Linked DNA regions of Homo sapiens: region 2 is linked to region 1. A link is a contact called in ENCODE Hi-C or POLR2A ChIA-PET data. All regions are on one chromosome and are shown on one strand. The core of a region is the stretch at or near the end of the contact, and the rest is flanking DNA. Distances in the headings are between cores, read along the strand shown. Region 1 overlaps PARN (poly(A)-specific ribonuclease). Region 2 overlaps BFAR (bifunctional apoptosis regulator).

What was found. A loop is a pair of places that touch in the nucleus more often than their neighbours do. ChIA-PET counts read pairs that join two places held with the same protein, here RNA polymerase II (POLR2A). Pooled maps may share reads with other maps.
Region 2: a pooled map shows a loop between it and region 1 (3-fold over the local background). The contact joins two enhancer-like sites. A Hi-C loop is called at or near these places in 2 of 50 pooled maps. POLR2A ChIA-PET finds 5 or more read pairs at or near these places in 3 of 52 experiments (HCT116 and WTC11).

Annotation. Positions count from the first base shown.
Region 1 is chr16:14,500,894-14,504,896 of GRCh38, forward strand. The region is part of intron 21 of PARN (poly(A)-specific ribonuclease); the gene reads right to left. Among named protein-coding and RNA genes, the nearest start is that of LINC03107, 74 kb to the left of the region's middle. RefSeq lists enhancers at 659-953, 679-973. Within about 2 kb of position 1,703, at least 32 of the 41 ENCODE cell types and tissues checked have a DNase peak (open chromatin) inside an H3K27ac peak, as active enhancers do.
Region 2 is chr16:14,656,587-14,660,589 of GRCh38, forward strand. The region is part of intron 5 of BFAR (bifunctional apoptosis regulator); the gene reads left to right. Among named protein-coding and RNA genes, the nearest start is that of BFAR, 26 kb to the left of the region's middle. Within about 2 kb of position 1,650, at least 4 of the 41 ENCODE cell types and tissues checked have a DNase peak (open chromatin) inside an H3K27ac peak, as active enhancers do.

The DNA of each region.
Region 1 (4,003 bases), core at 453-2,952:
AGCCTAGCTTGCTTCTAAGGCTACATACATCCAGATCTGTTCCACCAAAATCAAATCTGTGGCAAGGAGGTCCATGGCTACAGATTCTTCTGCTATGAGGCACCCAGGGAAATAGTCCAGAGGTCTGAATTGCAAACAAAATAATTTTAACTAATATAAAAAAGACCATCTGTTCAGTAACTAATTCCCTTGAGGACATGATATGGAAGTCAACTATCCAGCTTCCACCTTTACATAGTATATAAATGAGAAGAGAAAAGCGAGCAGGTTGGGTGCAGTGGCTCACGTCTGTATCTTAACACTTTTGGATTATTTGAGCCTGCCCAGGAGTTAGAGACCAGCCTGGGCAAAACAGTAAAACCCCATCTTTACAAAAAAAAACAAAAAACAAACAAAAAAACAATAATAATAATAATAATAATAATAATAATTAGTCTGGAGTGGTGGTGTGCGCCTATAGTCCCAGCTACTTGGGACGCTGAGGTGGGAGGATCACTTGATTGCGCCACTGCACTCCAGCCTGGGACAAAGCAAGACTGTCCAAAAAAAAAAAAAAAAAAAAAAAAACAGAAAGAAAAAGAGAATGAATGTTAAAATGTAGGCAGAGGCATGAAAAATAGAAAAGAAAGTCAGCTTGCAGAGCCAAGTTTATATCTTACCCCACCCTGATGTGGTTGGCCAACAGCTGATAGAGGGCTTTTCGGTAAAGTAGGTAGAAACAAACCCCACCAACCCTCAGGTTACCAGGCAATGTGCCACCATGTTATTAAAGCCATCATGGTGAGAGTTCCTGGGCAGGCAGCCCGCTGGAATGCTGAGTCATCTGTTCCCCCGCTCACAGCTGGCCCTCCTCCCCAGCACATGCTCTGCCCACAAGCACACTCTTTGGGGAATGCATTAGGAAGCAGCTACCTGAATGTATCCTGAAAATCACAGACAAGGCACTAAACACACACCCATTGGAGCCTGTTCTGTCACAACTCAAGCCAGAGTGCAGGCATAAATCACTGCCGTTTCTGGAAAGAGCACAGGCACACCTTGCACTCAGCTCTCTAGAGGCCTTAGCTAAATGCTGTTTAGATTATTTTTAAAAAATGTGGTTTTGACTGGTTCAGGATTTAAAAGAGTTAACAAACATCATATGAGCAGAAGGCACAATGGAATGAGTGTGTACACTCTGGGGTAGACAGCTCTACTACTGGAAGGCCACATGCCTCTCTGGGCAACTGTTTTCTTATCTTTGAACTGAGATGCTTTCCACAGTTGGCTTCAGGGAAAGCATCTAAGACTGGAGTCACAACAGAGTATTCACGCATGGGGCAAGGGGTGGGGACGCTAAAGCTGAACTTTGCCTTTAGTTAAAATTACCCTTGAAACTTCTTTCTTCACACTGGAGAACATGCGTCTCTCAGTGAAGCCAACACAGCTGGTTTTTCCTCCAGGGTCAGAACACACTACTGTTTCTCCTCTAGGACATCAGAGGAAGACGATGGCTTGCATGTGAGCACCATGTTATTAAACACACATGTACACACATGTGTGAACACACATGGTTTATAACCAGCAGGAAGCTTGCTACAAGAAGAGTGTGAAAGTTGATATTCACAAGGAAGGGGCAGAATCTACATCTCCCATTTCATCTCCAACTCACTGGGATAAGGATAAATACTTTTGCTGAGTGAAGTGACAAGCAAAACCAGTCTCACACCCTAAAAAATAATTAGCCACATCAAGTACATTTGAATTCACACAAGTTTCAAAATGTTATGATGTAACTCTACTTGGTACCTAGCAAATATACGATCTAAGCCTCTGTGCCTGTCCTCTGGTCACATGTACCCAAGCTAGTTCTCTGAAGACAAGGAAGGTGTTTTAGCTATTCTATACCTCCAGTGATATTTCTTCAGGAGAGAACAGCTAATACAGCTACTTCTCTCTGCTTCCGAACAGCCCTGGGCTTGCAATTACTACAAGCCACTGAAGAACCACGGCTTAACTTCTTAGGGCATGGATTTTACCAGAGATCAGGGAGGAAAAATTAAATAATTAATCTGGCAATTTAAAACAAATTAATATTAAAGTAAAATGGACATATTGCAGAATAGCATTTTTTTAAATTGTGAGAATGGTTTAAATAAAACATAAGACGGTAGAGATATTTCACCTTCTGCCCCCCTCACCCCGCTGCGCCCCTGAGTGCTCCTATCCACGCTGCTTTGGTGTTGTTTGAGAAGAACCTCCCCCCACAGAGGCACTGATACTAGCTGAATGGATTCTCCTTTCTGGGGAATGAGAACACCAGAAAGGAAAAGAGACTTCCACCTTCTCTTCTTGGCAGCAAGGAGGTGAATGTAATGTCCACATGAGGGTAGTTTATACATGTCAATTTGTATTCTAGGTGCACAAACAACACTCAGAGAGCTGTAAGGAGTTCTCTGTGGTTAGAAGCAATTCTGAAAAGAGCTGACTCATATGAGAAAAGCGTAATGCAGTATCTATTTCTTTTAGCAAAGGTGATAGAAACGCACGTATCATGAATATGTCATGCAAGGAAAGATGAGGGCAGCCTAAGCTGAGAAGGTGTTCAAATAAATTTCCTGTTTGAAAGGGATTATGATACTGCTCTTTTCCCTACCTACCTGTGGACACAACAGAAAGGTGGGAATCCTGTCCTATAAATTCAGGTTCTGGCCCTCATTTGCCCTACAAGTATTTCTTAGCCAAGGTGAAGTGGTCACCCGTGCATCTACCAAAATGGTCTGGACCACTGACTGGGCAGGTTTTGAGAAGCACGGTCACCTGCCTCAGGGTGGTAGCTATCATTTCCTGAGATTATATCACAGGTAGTACACGCTGCCAATGCTGTAGGCTCTGTTACCCTCACTTTATACAGAAAACTGAAGACCCTGTTGAATGGCTTGTCCATAGTCTTGCAGCTGGTATAAGGAGAACTGGAATACAAATTCAAGATGTTTCAATCATACAATGCTGCAAGGAGCTGATGTCAAGGAAGATACAAAGTAATGACCACCTACTCTGCTAGCAGATGGTGGTAAATTGTTCTTAGAAGCAGTGAACCAAGGGCATGATATCAACAGTCCTTGTGTGTGCCTTCTTCAGCAGAGAGGTCTACTGACTGTCAGTGAGTGTTCTGTCTAAACGAGAAGGGGCTTAGAGAGGATCATATCCTTTGACCTAGTAATTCCTCTTTTAGGAAATCATCCTATGAAAACAATCTGAAATGAGGACTAATTTTTAATGCACAAGGATACGTAAATTTTTAAATTAAAAATGTCTTCAAAACACAAACAAATGTTTAATAGTAGGAGAATAGTTAAATAATTATGCTATTCATATTCATTAAAAATTATGTGAGGTTGAGGGAGGCCGGCACGGTGGCTCACACCTGTAATCCCAGCACTTTTGGCGACCGAGGTGGGTGAATCACGAGGTCAGGAGTTGGAGATCAGCCTGGCCAACATGGTGAAACCCTGTCTCTAATAAAAATACAAAAAATTATCCGGGCATGGTGGCATGAGCCTGTAATCCCAGCTACTCGGGAGGCTGAGGCAGGAAAATAGCTTGAACCCAGGAGGCGGAGGTTGCAGTGAGCAGAGATTGCGCCATTGCACTCCAGCCTGGGTGACAGAGCAAGACTCCGTCTCAAAAAATAAATAAATAAAATAAATAAAAATTACGTGAGGGAGAAAGTAGGGAGAGGGGAGAAAAAATACGCTTTCAAAGCAATAATAACCAAACAAAATATAATCAATAAATTCTCTGGCTAGCTATTTGGGAAAAAGTAACATGAATGCCTCTCTCATAGGTTATACCATTGACTCAATCAACAAATATTTGCTGATCACCTATTTTAAGCATTGAGAAAAACTTAGAATAAAAAAATCTTTGCCCTCCTAAGACAATTCGTTAAGCAGTACAGTTTCATATGGGTATTTTCCTATATGTATGTTAAGCCTCCATTTAAAAGTTAAAATAAAAAGCC
Region 2 (4,003 bases), core at 400-2,899, 160 kb after region 1:
TTGCCTGTTTCCTCCTGGGTAAATAACCTTAGAGGGTCATTGTGAGACTCCAATGTTTGATTAACGGAAAGTTGTTAAACAAGTTATTCACGGCAGCATTGTTGGTAATTGCAGGGAGTAGAAAACAACCTAAGTGCCCCTCATTAGGAACAAGTTGAATAAACAAGGCACACCCATGTAGGCAGCCACCGGAAAAGGAGACAAAGACTTTGTGTTAATAAGGAACAAAGTCCTGTAATCCATAAGGAACAAAGTCCTGTAATCCCAGCACTTTGGGAGGCCGAGGCAGGCTGATCACTTGAGGCCAGGAGTTCCAGACCAGCCTGACCAACATGGTGAAACCCCATCTCTACTAAAAACACAAAAATTAGCCAGGTGTGGTGGTGCATGCCTATAATCCCAGCTACTCAGGAGGCTACGGCAGGAGAATTGCTTGAACTAAGGAGGTGGAGGTTGCAGTGAGCTGAGATGGTGCCACTGCACTCCAGCCTGGGTGACAGAGTGAGACACTGTCTCAAATGAAGAAAGAAATAAAAAATGCTTCTGTAATATGTGCGTGTATTACTTTAATAACTAGTTTCAAATATTGTAAAGAATGTGCGTGGAGCTCCTGAAATAGAATGTTTGTTATTTTTTGTGTTATTTGGTTTTTGTTTTTGTTTTGTTTTGTTTTGTTTTTTGAGAGGGTGTCTCGCTCTGTCGCCCAGGCTGGAGTGCAGTGGCGCGATCTCAGCTCACTGCAAGCTCTGCCTACTGGGTTCACGCCATTCTCCTGCCTCAGCCTCCCAAGTAGCTGGGACTACAGGCGCCCACCACCGTGCCCGGCTAATTTTTTTATTTTTTGGTAGAGACGAGCTTTCACCATGTTAACCAGGGTAGTCTGGATCTCCTGACCTTGTGATCCGCCTGCCTCGGCCTCCCAAAGTGCTGGGATTACAGGTGTGAGCCACCGCGCCTGACCTGTTTTTGTTTTTTTGAGACAGAGTCTCACTGTTTCCCAGACTGGAGTGCAGTGGTGCGACCTTAGCTCACTACAACCTCTGCCTTCCAGGTTCAAGCAATTCTCATATCTCACCCTCCAGAGTAGCTAGGAATACATGCAGGTGCCACCATGCCCAGCTAATTTTGTATTTTTAGTAGAGGCGGAGTTTTGCCATATTGGCCAGGCTAGTCTTGAACTCCTGACCTCAGGTGATCTGCCCGCCTCAGCCTCCCCAAAGTGCTGGGATTACAGGCGTGAGCCACTGCGCCCAGCCAAGCTGCCATATTTTTCATAGGTAAATATTTCAGCATTAATCTCTTAAAAAAAAATTTTTTTTTGAAATGGAGTCTCACCATGTTGCCCAGGCTGGTCTCAAATTCCTGGTCAAGTAATCCTCCCACCTCAACCTCCCAAGTAGCTGGGGCTACAGGCACAGGCTACTGAAGCAGCTACATTGCCTGGGGAACTGGGGTTTGTCATCTTGCACCAGGAAAATTTAGGACACAGACACACAAGAGTTGAGCAGAGGTTTAATAGGCAAAAGTAAGAGAAAGGAAAACAGCTCTGTCTCTAGCAAGAGAGAGGGGACTTCCAAGAGGAAAAGACTGGCAGGCAGCAGATGTGCTGGATTTTTTAGTCAGTTTTGAGGAGGCGGTGTCTGATTTACATAGGGCTCACAGATTGGTTCGATCAGGTATGATGTTTCCACAGTGCACAGGAAGGGTGGTCACCCCACCCTAATCTTATTATGCAAAGGAACTTTCTGTCCCCTTGGCTGGTGCTATCTTGTCTGCTCCTTACTGTACTGTACATGTGGCTGACAAAGAGAAGGGAAGATGGAGCTTCTGTCTTGAACATGATTGACATAACTGCCAGCATCTGTGTCTGCAGTTCCATTTTACAGGCTGCTGTTTGTTAGAAAGGAAAATGATTTGAGGCTGCTTTTCATTAAAAGGAAAACCTCCATCCTGGCTAACACAGTGAAACCCCATCTCTACTAAAATACAAAAAAAAATTAGCTGGGCGTGGTGGTGGGCGCCTGTAGTCCCAGCTACTGGGGAGGCTGAGGCAGGAGAGTGGCGTGAACCCGGGAGACGGAGCTTGCAGTGAGCCAAGATTGTGCCACTGCACTCCAGCCTGGGTGGCAGACCGAGACTCCATCTGAAAAAAAAAAAAGGAAAACCTTAATGAGGGCTCCCTTACCCTCACTATCTGCCTAAGTAACTTCTTCTTCACTCCTGTATCACTACCATGTCCTGCTTGAAAAGTAAGGACTTTTCAAAAGACAAAATTACAATATCACCATTGTACACCCCTCCACCAATTAATAGTAATTATGATTTTTTTTTTTTTTCTGAGATGGAGTTTTGCTCTTGTCATCCAGGCTGGAGTGCAATGGCGCGATCTCAGCTCACTGCAAACTCCACCTCCCAGGTTCGAGCGATTCCCCTGCCTCAGCCTCCTGAGTAGCTGGGACTACAGGTGTGCGCCTCCATGCCAAGCTAATTTTTTGTATTTTTAGTAGGGACGGGGTTTCACCGTGTTGGCCAGGCTGATCTCAAACTGCTGACCTCAGGTGATCCACCCGCCTCAGCCTCCCAAAGTGCTGGGATTATAGGCGTGAGCCACCATGCCCAGCCTGTAGTATGCAATTTGGTTTTTTTTGTTTTTTTTTGTTTTTTGTTTTTTTTTGAAACAGAGTCTCGCTCTGCCTCCAGGATGGAGTGCAGTGGCATGATCTTGGCTCACTGCAACCTCCACCTCCCAGGTTCAAGCGATTCTCCTGCCTCAGCCTCCCAAGTAGCTGGGACTACAGGTGCCCACCACCACACCGGCTAATTTTTTTTGTATTTTTAGTCGAGACAGGGTTTCACCATGTTGGTCAGGCTGGTCTCGAACTCCTGACCTCAGGCAATCTGCCTGCATCAGCCTCCCAAAGTGCTGGGATTACAGGCGTGAGCCACCATGTCCGGCCTCTATAGTATACTTCTTTTTTTTTTGAGATGGAGTCTCACTCTGTCGCCCAGGCTGGAGTGCAGTGGCGCAATCTCCACTCACTGCAAGCTCCGCCTCCTGGGTTCACACCATTCTCCTGCCTCAGCCTCCCCAGTAGCTGGGACTACAGGCACCCGCCACCATGCCCGGCTAATTTTTTGTATTTTTAGTAGAGACGGGATTTCACCGTTTTAGCCAGGCTGGTCTCAATCTCCTGACCTCAGGTGATCTGCCTGCCTCAGCTTCCCAAAGTGCTGGGATTACAGGCTGAGCCACCACGCCCGGTCTCTATAGTATACATTTCTAAAGAGAAAGAATCTTTTTAAAAATGCAATCATCATCACACTTTTTAAAAATCTAACAGTAAGTTATTCATAGCATCAGCTAAATTGAATGTTTTAACAGTTTTTATTGAGGTAAAATTGATATACACCTACTTAAAGTGTACGATGTGATAAGTTTTCACATATGCACACCCATGAAAGCATCACACGATGAAGATGGGGAACATCTCCGTCACTCCCAGAAGTTTCCTCCTGCCCCTGTTAAGCCTTCCCTCCCAGCCCTCCCAATTCCAACAAGGATGCAGTGATCTCCACTGGACACTGGGGATTTAATTTGCATTTCTCATTTAATTCACATTCACATGCTTATTTGCCATCCTTATATCTTCTGTGGTAAACTGCTCATTTTATTTTGATGCTACTAAGAATCAAATAAATTGAATCTTTTTTCTTTTTGAGATGGAGTTTTGCCCTTGTTGCCCACGCTGGATTTCAATGGCAAGATCTTGGCTCACTGCAACCTCTGCCTCCCGGGTTCAAGTGATTGTCCTGTCTCAGCCTCCCGAGTAGCTGGGATTACAGGCACATGCCACCAAGCCTAGCTAATTTTTGTATTTTTAGTAGACAGGGTTTCATCATATTGGTCAGGCTGGTCTCGAACTCCTGACCTCAGGTGATCCTCCTGCCTTGGCCTCCCAAAGTGCTGGGATTACAGGTGTGAGCCACCGCACTCGGCCTTTTT